Linked DNA regions of Homo sapiens: region 2 is linked to region 1. Evidence: read pairs that join two places in POLR2A ChIA-PET (ENCODE). Cell type or tissue: PC-9. All regions are shown on one strand. Each heading gives the region's core, and the rest is flanking DNA. Links, peaks and the distances in the headings are about the cores only.

The links. ChIA-PET counts read pairs that join two places held together with the same protein. Peaks named below come from ENCODE experiments on the same cell type or tissue, not always from the same donor. Only the 100,000 strongest peaks of a DNase experiment are listed, where the experiment ranks them.
Region 2: POLR2A ChIA-PET joins it to region 1 with 7 read pairs; 4 of 35 experiments call an interaction of 5 or more read pairs at or near these places.

Annotation. Positions count from the first base shown.
Region 1 is chr6:27,840,244-27,846,318 of GRCh38, reverse strand. No RefSeq gene overlaps it. Among named protein-coding and RNA genes, the nearest start is that of H2BC15, 4.7 kb to the right of the region's middle. In PC-9, for the core only: no CTCF peak of the experiment used is centred there; no DNase peak of the experiment used is centred there.
Region 2 is chr6:27,111,493-27,117,567 of GRCh38, reverse strand. No RefSeq gene overlaps it. Among named protein-coding and RNA genes, the nearest start is that of TRS-GCT1-1, 17 kb to the right of the region's middle. RefSeq lists an enhancer at 2,258-2,357. In PC-9, for the core only: no CTCF peak of the experiment used is centred there; a DNase peak (open chromatin) is centred at 2,247.

The sequences.
Region 1 (6,075 bases), core at 824-4,823:
AATGTGGAGGACTTCCGAGATAATGACCCTTTGCCATCACAGGCTGTCTACCTCTTCTCAGCATTAAGACCCTCTGCTTATTCACATGCCCACAGCTCTCGAGGGAAGAAAAGAAGTCTAGAAATACCCAACCAGGCGCATGGACAAATTGGCCTACGTAGGCCTTCCTCCATGCCTCCCCTTCCCCCAAACCCACATTTATTTTCATTCCTTTCCTTCTAGTCTGGCACAACATGTCAGTAAAAAGGACACAAGACTAGAAAGCAAATTCTGAGATTTGGAGCATCTGTCTCAGAATAAGCAGTTGCAATATGCCTTATCTTTCCCAGAATATGTTCTTGCTCCACATCTAACAATAAAGTTCCAAGAAGGGGAATTCGTCAACATCTCTCTGACTGATTTAACAAGGTGAAGACATATCTGTTTAAGAGGTATTGCTGGTAGCCAGACGAGAGAAGCTATTGAGACATCTGCAGTGAGGTACCTGTTGCAAAGCCCCACCGAGAAGGTGGCTGCGGGGAACTCATTCCTTCTTTGGGATCAGCATGGTTCTGTATTACATTTTTAGAAGAGCTGAGTTTCCATGTGTTCTTAAGGTCTAGGATGTATACAGGAGCTCCAGTATCACAGTGGACCCCACAGAAGTGGCCAACTACTTACATTTCAATATCCTTCTCTGCTTTTTTGTTTATCAGACCAAAGCTGAATGTGAATCTGATGGCTGCTGCTTTAGTTCAAAGCCAATGGAGTGCTATACCTACAGAAGCAGAACTTTAATAAACTGGCCTGAGCAATAGCAAATGGGGAGGACTTCTGAATTAACGACCCTTTGCCATCACAGGCTGTCCACTTCTTCTCGGTAATAAGACCCTCTGCTTATTCACATGTCCACAGGTAACCTCTAGAGGGAAGAAAAGAAGTTTAGAGATAGCCAACCAGGTGCATGGACAAATTGGCCTACCTAGGGCAGATGCCTCAAGTATTTTTCTTCTGCAACTGATTATCAGCACTGCAGACTATTTCTGAGGACATTCTGGCATTATTAGAAGCCCTCCAGCCACTCTCAGCTTTGACATGTCCTCTATGTAGTTTCTGCAATGAAAGTAATTAATGTCATGGTTCTCGTAGAGCAGTACTGGTTCTTACGGAGCATTCTGGAAATTAAATAAGTTGGGTTTTTATTGTTGTTGTTGCTGGTTTTTTTTTTTTCTTTTTTGCTGTCCTGGTGATTGGGAAAGGGCACACTACTGACATTTAGGGAAGGACCAGGGATGCTAGATATCCTGTGAAGAAGCCTCAACTCATGCATGACTTCCAGGTATCTCAAAATCAATCTGAAGATGAAAAACCTGATTATTTGAGGCTAAAACAGAATTCCTTTTACACATAAGCATGAAATGTCTGTGTGTGTGCATAGTTTAATGTGCACTGAATTTTCCAAGAATGCAATCACTTTACAAATTAAGAGAAGACTGTATTTTATTGTGTTCAAATGTCACTCAGCATTACTGGCCTTTTCAAAAAGAAAAAAATCACATTACTGAGAGTAATGTCCCTTGTGGTATTTGAGTTACCTGAGTCAGTTGGTTTGGTCCTTGTTGCATTCAGGATAGTCCCATACAGAGCTGGAACATCCAACTACTTCATTTTGTTTTCTAGTATAGGGCCCAAGCATTTATAGGTTGAAAGTATCATCTTTATTGTTAAAATACCATCCCTTATTTAGCTTTTAAATCATATTAAGTTGCTTTAGCAATTTTTGAAAAATTAAGTTAAATAGTATTACCTAAGAATTTAATTACAGGCTGTAAAAAGGACCATAAAAATATTAGACATAAAAAGGGAGCCTAGGCCTGACAGGTGTGAGAACCACTGCTTTTTATATATTCTCATTTGTAAGCCCTGTTTAATGAGCTACACAAGCACCAACCTCACAGAGGGTCGATAAATACAGGTCACAACCCTCACTGCTACTCCAAATGGTTGCACCAGGACCTGACTATATGATTTCAAAGCCTGAGTTGCTGCCCTTGTGCCTTGGGATTTTAAGGCTCTTCCCAAATTAATATGCTTAGAATCCCAGTGTTTTCTTACAGCTTTTCTCAATTTCTCCATCAAAAATAATTCCTTTTCTCTAGTATAATTACAGAACTATGGCTGAGGCACTTCTTTTATTTTTCCTTGTATCAGTGGGAATTCTTACTGTCAGGGGATGAGGTTATTTGTTCTCACAGTCTATCCCCATTGTTCTTTCCATTTTCTGACCCTCAATAAAACCTTGCTAAGTTTCATCACTCACATTTACCAACCCCCTAGAGATACTTACGTGCGTGTTCAACTTTGGAAATTGATAGAAATTTTTTTTTCCTTCCTAGATGGAATCTTGCTCTGTCACCCAGGCTGGAGTGCAGTGGCGCAATCTTGGCTCACTGCAACCTCCACCTCCCGGGTTCAAGCAATTCTCCTGCCTCAGCCTCCCGAGTAGCTGGGATTACAGGTGCACACTACCATGCCTGGCTAATTTTTGTATTTTTTGTAGAGATGGGGTTTCACCATGTTGGCCAGGCTGGTGTTGAACTCTTGACCTCAGGTGATCCACCCACCTCAGCCTCCCACAGTGCTGGGATTACAGGCATGAGCCGGCACACCTGGACAGACATTTTTATCATTATTCCAGTATGGAAACATTTTCTCCTGTTTTTTAGTACCACGCATCTGCTTTACCTCATGCAGTCTCCCAACCTTTATGATTTGGTGACAGTATCAGAAAAGGAGAGGCTCTGAAACACAAGTTAAAAGGAATTGGGAAATGAATAAATTGGCCATCTGCAGAAGTAACAGATATTTGAGATGGTTTAGAAATGAATGGATGATTAAATTCACACCATGTTTTCCACATCACGTAATAGGAAATGGACCTCAGATAAGTTGTGATCACATTAATTTAACATGCCCTTTATCAGGCAATGTTTGCTGTAATGAAATAAACAAAAAAAAAATAAAAATAAAAATAAATAAAAAAGGAGCATGTCCAGTACTACGTCATAACTGAAGAATGGTAGACTGCATGAAATCTAGAAATGAGTGAAAAAGAATTAGGCTTTGTCAGTATGTTTCTTGCAATCTCCATGGAAGGGAGTGCTCTGTTTCCAATGAGGAAAATATAAATTTTTCTAGTCTGGCCAAAGACCATTTATTCAGGTAAATAGTTGTTTTTTCAAGACATAGCTGTAAAAAAAAAAAAAAAAAAAAGTCCTTTAGGACCAGATTCTCTCATATAATTCTATGTTCCAATCTGTTCCTTTTTGCCCTACAAATTGTTCTTCAGAAAAAAAAATATATATATATATATAGACATATATATATAGACATATATATAGACATATATATATATACATACACAAAAAGTTATTTGGGGCAAAACATGAATCATGTGCTTTCTTGAAGCTACCATATAAAAGTTCCAGTGTAAAGCACTAACATGACAACCTGGTTTGGATTAGCTCTAATCAATTCCCCAAGGCTCATTAGCAATGTCATAAATTAATCAAGATTGTTTCAGCAACAGAGGGTACCATGCTTGGCTATCAGGTGCAAATAACTTAAAAGATCTATCTTTGAGTCCTTATTTCTCTTTATCTCTCTGTTTTAGAAATTTTAACTTCTTAATAACTGAGAGTAATGGGCCTGATATGTGAACTTTGTAAAGAAGTGTTCAATTTTTTTCTGAATGCTTCTCTCCATTCTCCACACAGATTTTAGCCACCGCACACACAATATTCTTCTAGACATCTTCTTCCCTGCTGACAATTCCAGGTTATTCAAGTAGTCCCTGATGGCCCAAACTTCATATAGACATATAGATGCAGAAATATAGACATCTATCTATATTCTCTGTATGTTTAATAAGGAGTCACTTCACTATTCTTTATTCTGGCCTGGAGAATGTGTTTAGGTATCTTAATCCTTCCAAATCCCCTTCTCACTTTCTCTTCTGGATTTTAACTACAGATTCCTCCATTCCATAAAACAAACCAATATCAGAATTTCCTGCTGATTATCTGTATTAATGGAGAGGCTCAAAGGCACCTGTGCTATGAAAAGTTGTGATGAAAAAACTCAAATGTATGATGAATTTACTGTTCTCAAGTATTTTGGTGTGAAATGGTGGGAGGAGAGGAGATACATAAATGCAAAAAGTATAATCTCTGTTCTAACAGAGAGAGGAGTATACACACATACACATACATAACATATATACAAAATACATATATACATACACACACACAGCCTCCAGAGAGATGTTACAAAGATTTTGTGGGAAGTTAAGTAGAGATTATAAGAGCTAGAGGAGCTAAAGGAAGACAGAGCTCAGCTAGGCTCTAATAGAGAGGGCTTCAGAGAGTGAGACTTGTGTGAACTTTGGAGGATAAGTTAGGATTTAGATAGATGGAGAAGCAGGGAGAAAGAACATTTAATTAAATGGATTTCATGAAGTCTGAATTGTATCAATTCTGTGCCAAATGCAGATTCAATACATCAAATAATGTAAAGAAACCAACTGTAATGAAGCACCATCAAGATCCTCCAAGCACTTCCTGGGAATCAGGATTTTTGGTCTAGGGTCTTTAGTCTACAGATTGAGAAGCAAGGGTACCTGGAGATTGGTTGCTGACTCTTAATTTTAGCCAAATCTTGAGCTTTCTGAATCCATGGGCCTTCTTAATGCTCTCTGTGAATCTTCTTTTTCTCTTCCTTAAGAGAGGAGAAGGAATGAATAATATTTAGAAAATGAATAATATTTACAGGAACACTATTAAGTTTGAGTTTCTCACCTGTAAGTTTTCCTTTATGACAAACTATGTGATGCTTGTAACTTGTTTTTACACAGGGGGTTTTTTCCTATTATATTTTCCAGTATAGTATTTGATACATAAGTTTAATACATGTAACATATATTTAAAGTGTAAATCAGGCTGGGCATGGTGGCTCATGCCTGTAATACTAGCACTTTGGGAGGCCGAGGAGGGTGGATCATGAGGTCAGGAGTTCAAGACCAGCCTGGCCAACATGGTGAAACCCCATCTCTACTAAAGATACAAAAAATTAGCTGGGTGTGGTGGCGGGCTCCTGTAAACCCAGCTACTCGGGAGGCTGAGGCAGGAGAATTGCTTAAACCTGGGAGGCGAGGGTTGTAATGAGCCGAGATCGCGCCATTGCACTCCAGCCTGGGCGAAACGGTGAGACTCTATCTCAAAAAAATAAAAATAAAAATAAAGTTTAAATCAAATTATATCAAAACCCATGATAAAACATCTAACCCAAAACTGGAATATTGACGACAACTTGTATTTACCTCTGTGTTTTTCCCCATCCCATGTCTTGCCTTTATCGCTAAGATAGCCAGTGCCAGGTATTTTAAAAACTCTCTTAAAAGTTTTCATTATCACGCACTTGTGTATACTTATTCTGTATAAGCGCTTCTATATACACTTCAACAATGTATAATTTGGTTTTATTTTCATTTTATTTATTTATTTATTTATTTATTTATTTATTTATTTATTTATTTATTTTAAGAGGTAGGGTCTCACCATACTGCCCAGGCTGGTCTTGAACTCCTGAGCTTAAGCAAACCTCCCATCTCAGCCTCCCAAAGTGCTAGGATTACAGGCATGAGCCACCATGCCCAGCCATGGTTTTACTTCTGAGTTTAAAAAAAATGTTATTATATATGAACCTTCTGAGACTTACATTTCTAAAATTCAACCAGGTACTGTGTGTACCTCAATAAATGCATTATTTTGACCATGAACATGTAGTTGCCTCTAGTATTTTTATCTATTAAAAATGGCATTTTTTCCATTCTCATATGTCTCCTGTTGCATGTGTGCAAAATATTCTTTCATGTAAACAGCTAGGAATCGAATGGTTGGGTCACTGGAGTACACTTACTGGATAAAAAATATTATCAAAAACCTTCAGCAAATACAATTTGATGTGGAAGAGTTCCCACACTGATTCTTGGCAAAGACCAAAATACTTTTAAATATGCCACTCCTAAGTGTTTAAAAT
Region 2 (6,075 bases), core at 710-4,709, 730 kb after region 1:
CACTGTGCCCAGCCTAAAATATGTTAGTTTTTTGTTGCTGCAAAATACATTAGCACAAACTTCAGGGTCTCAAAACAACATACGTTTATTATCTCAGGATAATAAATGATCAGGAGTCTGGGCATGACTTAGTTAGGTCTTTTGCTTAGGGTCTCACAAGACTAATTGAAGTGTCCCACCAGGATGCATTCTCATCTAGACACTTGACTGGGGAAGAATCCATGTCCAAGCTCACTCAGGTTGTTGGCGGAATTCATTTCCTTGCAGCTTTAGGTATGAGGACACCCGCTTCTTGCTGGTTGCTGGCTGGAAGACGCCTTTAATTCTGAGAGGCTGCCCGCACTTCCTAGAGGAGCTTGAAGCTCCTGGCCATGTGGACTTTCCCCACACGACCACTTACATCATGAAACCAGCAAGGACTGCTGAGTAAATAATTATGCTGAGTAAAAGAAACTGATCAAAATACAGTACATACTGGATTCTATTTTTACAAAACTAGAAAATACAAACTAATCTACAGTGACAAAGGTTAGATCAGTGGTTCCTTTGAGTTGGGGGACAAAGTGAGATAGGAGAAAGGTATTACAAAGGGGGACAAGTACATTTTAGAGGTGATAAGTTCACTTTTTTTTTTTTTTTTTTGAGACAGAGTGTTGCTCTGTTGCCCAGGCTCGAGTGCAATGGCGTGATCTTGGCTCCCTGCCATCTCTGCCTCCCGGGTTCAAGTGATTCTCCTGCTTCAGCCTCCTGAGTAGTTGGGATTACAGGCATATGCCACCATGCCCGGCTAATTTTTGTATTTTTAGTAGAGATGGGGTTTCACCATGTTAGTCAGGCTGGTCTCGAACTCCTGACCTCAGGTGATTCGCCCGCCTCGGCCTCCTGAAGTGCTGGGATTACAGGCGTGAACCACTGTGCCCAGCAAGTTCAGTGTCTTGATTAGGGTAACGGGTTCATATGAATACTTATGTCACACTCATTAACATGTATACTTTATGTGCAGTTTATCATATGCCAATTATACTTTAGCAAAACTATTTTTAAAAGCAAAAATGTAAAAAAAAAAAAAAGTAATTCTAAAAAAAAATGATAAAATTACACCCACAGCCCATTCTGTTGTTCTTCCTACTTCTGCCTCCCAATAGTGGCAGTCAGAGGGGAAGAAGGAGGACCCCAGGTCACAAGCAGCAGAGATGAATATATCTCAGTGGTTTGTGATGGTCTTGTCTTGTCTGAATGTACTCACATCTGAAACTCCATAGATCACAAAAGAATATGAAGTCATTGGCCATAACTGGATGCAGACTCATATTCACTGTGAAAATACAACAACATGGGATACGGAATAATGAAAAGAATTAAAAAATTTAATAATGACACTAACAAGAGTAAAACAACTTTAAATAATTGATCATTGGTCTCACTGTACTAAGTTCTTTATAAATAGTCATATACTTAATCTTGAAAAGAATTTTCCAAAGTGAGGTAGGAGATCAGCAGGACTTCTTTTCCAAGCACCGGTAATGACCATGCTGATCAAAAACAGGATGCAGTAAAAAAAAAACAACAAAAAAACCTCAGCAGAGTGGTGGCTCACACCTATAATCCCAGTGCTTTGAGAGGCTGAGGTGGGAGGATCCCCTGAGCCTAGAAGTTCGATATCAGCTGGGCAACATAGTGAGAACTCCATCCCTAAAAATGTAAGTTAAAAAAAAATTAGCGAGACATGGTGGCCTACATGTGTAGTCTCAGCTGCTTGTGGGGCTGAGGTGGGAGGATTGCTTGAGCCTGGGAGATCAAGGCAGCAGTGAGCTACGATTGTGCCACTGCACTCCAGCTGGGGCGACAGAGCAAGACCCTGTCTCAAAAACAAAAAACCCTGGCTGGGTGCAGTGGCTCACACCTGTAATCACAACACTTCAGGACGCTGATGTGGGCAGATCACCTAAGGTCAGGAGTTCGAGACCAGCCTGGCCAATATGGTGAAACCCCATCTCTACTAAAAATACAAAAATTAGCTGGGCATGGTGGCATGCACCTGTAATACCAGCTACTAGGGAGGCTGAGGCATGAGAATTGCTTGAACCCGGGAGGTGGAGGTTGCAGTGAGTCAAGATCGAGCCACTGCACTCCAGCCTGGGCAATAGAGCCAGACTCAGTCTCAAACAAAACAAAACAAAACAGCTGGCTGAAACCAGCAGATGGTGACAAAGCAACCTCTAGTTGCCCTCACAGCTCATTAGAATAAAGACACTCCCATCGGCGCCATGACAGTTTACAAATGCCATGGACATGACTCAGAAGTTACCCTATAGGGTTCTGGGAGCTCCCCCCACCCCTTTTCTAGAAAATTCTGAATAACACACTACTTAATTAGCATATAATTAATAGTGGGTATAAATATAGCTAGCCTGTGTGCTTTACTGTGGCTCTTTCTTCAGTTCTGGCTCCTGCTCTGACTCCTGCTCTGGACTGCTCCTGTTGCTGAACACTGCTCCTGCCCTTCCTGTCTGTTCTACTGGTGGAGCATCCACTTTGCTGTACACTGCTATTCTGGGCTGTTCTGCCTGTGGGTTAGTTGTGCTTTCTGCAGCATCCACCTTGCTGTACACAGTTGCTGTAGGCTTCTCTGCCTATGGGTTAGCCTTGCTTTGTGGAGCACCCGCTTTGCTGTACTATGCTGCTACTCTGGGATGCTCTATGGGTGAGCCTTGCTCTGTGGAGCACCTATTATGCTGCATGCTGCTACTCTGGGCTGCTCTGCCTGTGCGTTAGCTTGTGCTGTGTGGAGCGCCCACTTTGCTGCATGCTGCTACTTGGCTGCTCTGCCTGTGGGTTAGCTTGTGCTCTGTGGAGCACCCACTTTTCTGTATACTACTACTACAGGCTGTGCTGCCTGTGGGTTAGCACACAGGTCGCCCTTTGTTTATGGAGCAGTTTGCTGTACACTATTGGTCTAGGAAGTGTTTTTAAATTAACTCTGAAGCCAAAAGCCCTCCAGGGTTAAGTCCCAATTTTGGGGTTCACCTGTGTCAGCCTGGTGACCCTGAAGGAAGGAACCATCAAAATGAAGAGACCATGAAGGGAGCATCAAGATGAGCGGGTTGACCATCAAGATAAAGTTTGGAGTTGTGATACTGTAATGCTATATACTAGCCAAAGGCTCTTTTCAGAGCCATGTTTTCTTGGTGACTAACTGGTTGTACACTGAAGCTTTGGAAACCTTTGCCTGGACCCAAATTAATGGCCAATTGGCACCATGTGGTTTCTGTGATTTCCCTGTCATATTGACCTTTCTGGGTAAACCAGGAAATGAAAGTGGGGCCTCCAGCTAGTCCCATGTTCAGATTATGTCCCCATTGCCCCGTTTTTGACCATCGTCTATTAAATCTCTAATGACTGGCTACTTGATATTACCATTCAGTTCCTAAATGCATGGTTGTATGTCAGAGCCATGTTCCTTCTAGGATTGGGTTAGAGTCCCACTCTAGGGGGAATTTATTGGGTTATTGTCAGTCCCACTCTACGTGGCGTTAGAATTGAGAGTCCTGCCCTAGGGGCTTTGTTTTTTGGTCACCTTTCTAAGATTGGGGTTTAAATTTCCACTAAGGGTTCTTAATTTGGTCAGCGTTTTTTTACTTCCATACTTAAAGTGCCTTCTTTGTAACATTCCATTAGCTAGTGATGGTAGTTGCCAGCCCACTGCCCACTCATCTTTCACTTTTGTGGCACCTACTTCTTGATACCCATGTTCTTTTGGCAGGAGTCAGTGGTAATTTCCCTACTGCTCTTGAAGAAAAGGGAGGTGGAAATTTGAAAGGAAAAGTAACTGGACTCTCTGGACTTGGAAGAATTTCTGGGTTTAGTAGGTATCTCTGGTAGACATAACAACAGTGAGCGTCCTGAAACACTTCCTGCTAGGGTGCCTTTTAGGCAACTAAAGCAAATTCAAATTTGATGTCTTAAAAACTCATCTTCTATTATAACAGTGTTTAGTACAAATTAATTTCCCAAGAAATTTGGCCTAAAAATGGTTCACTCTCCCTGGAGCCTCCTTGGTGCCTTAATATGAGGAAGGGGGTCCTGCCAGTTCTCCACTACAGGATTCCATCCCAAGTTCATCAGGCACCCCTCTGCTTTAACCAACTAGCTCCAGCCTATATGCCATACTGCCTGAGGAAATAAGTCCAACCAGTCTAATCAGGAGTGATAAAGTCCTATCAGCCCTTAAAATCAAACTTACATCTATTGTGAGAGGTTGAGACGTTGCTAATGGCGGGAACAGTACTTGTGCCTTTTTCCATGTCTGATTTAGCTTCATGCAAGGGAAACATTGGCTGGTATCAGAGGATCCAGGGAAGTTTATAGTTTGATGTAACTTGGCATGACTTGCAAATAGTGTCCACCTGCTGTGCTGTAGAGGAGAAACAAGGGATTTTTGAATACTGCCTGGGCATATGCTGATGGAATGGCTGCTTGTAACCAGGATCATGCCATTTATTGTATGTGGGAGTGTACTTCCAGATTTGGACCCCCATGGGATTACCAGAGGGGTTCCTGAGATCTCAAATGTAGAAATCATAGGTAACTTGTTTAATAGAAGATATGAAAGTGTGCTTAATCCAGTTAATTATGACAAGGTTAGAGAAGTAACTGTAGGGGAGGATAAAAATCCTATTCTAGTCAGGGCTGTTTGGTTGAGGCACTCAGGAAATATTGCAGGACAGACTCCCCAGAAAGGCAAACTCTTTTATCACTCAGTCTGTCCTTGATGTTAGGAGGAAGCTATAACAGGCAGAAAGGGGAAACGCAAACTCCTATAAGCCAATTTTTAAATATGGCCTTTCCAGTTTACAACAATAGGCACAGGTCAAAACAGGCAGAGATAACCAAAAGAAATAATATCCAAAATGCAATTGTTAGTGACTACTTTAAGCACCCTCTCCCACCTCAGGGTTAGCCAGCCTGAGGAGATTTGAGATCAGCATCTCAGATGCCCAGATGAGAGCCCCGAACTTGCTGGCCCCAGGGCCAATATCACTGTGCCTTCTGTAAGCAAGAGGGCCATTGAAAAAGGGACTGTTCCAAGCTTCAAAGGGAGCCTAGGCTACCCAAACCCATAATGGCCAAGAAAACAAGACTGACCGGGCCCAAGGTCCCCCACAGCTCCCACTGGACACCTTACCATCTCCATGGAAGAGGCTTAGGTAACTTTTGAAGTGGCAAATAAAAATATTTAGTTAAAATGTGTTCTTATTGAGATAATAATTTTGTCAAATTCAGAAACTATATAAAGGTTGATTCAAATTATGGATTAGAAAAGGCTATGAAATAAGGAATCTATAAGTAGGAGAGAGATGTGAAGAAAGTTATGGATGTGGAGATGTATTTTTGGTAAGGAAGGTCATAAAGAATGATTGTATAAAGGAAGGTTATAAAGAAAAGAGCATAACTGTATATGAAAAAGGATCTTCAATTTTAAAAAATCAATATGAGAGGACTATTGCAGTATGAAAAGAAAATCTTATATGGTAAACTCTTGTTCTAGAGTCAAATTACTAGGTATTTAAGGAAGAGGTAGTATAGGACAAGTCAGAAAGTCCAAGCATATCACAGATGGTCTTTGTAAGTTGTGACAAGGTTTGTGAAGGGGAATATATAAAAGGAATTTTGTATATGATTCTTAGGAATAATTAAAAGGGAACTGTTTATAATAGTCTTTCTAAAGAATGGTCCCCTCTTTTAAAACAAGGTTTTATGGCCAGGCACGGTGGGTTGCACCTGTAATCCCAGCACTTTGGGAGGCCAAGGCAGGTGGATCACGAGGTCAGGAGTTTGAGACCAGCCTGGCCAATATGGTGAAACCCCATCTCTACTAAAAATACAAAAATTAGCAGGGCATGGTGGTGCGCGCCTCTAGTCCCAGCTGCTCAGGAGGCTGAGGCAGGAGAATCACTTGAACCCAGGAGGCAGAGGCCGCAGTGAGCTGAGATTGCGTCACTGCACTCCAGCCTGAGTGACAGAGCGAGACTCCATCTCAAAAAAACTAAAAACCAAAAACCAAAAAACAAACAA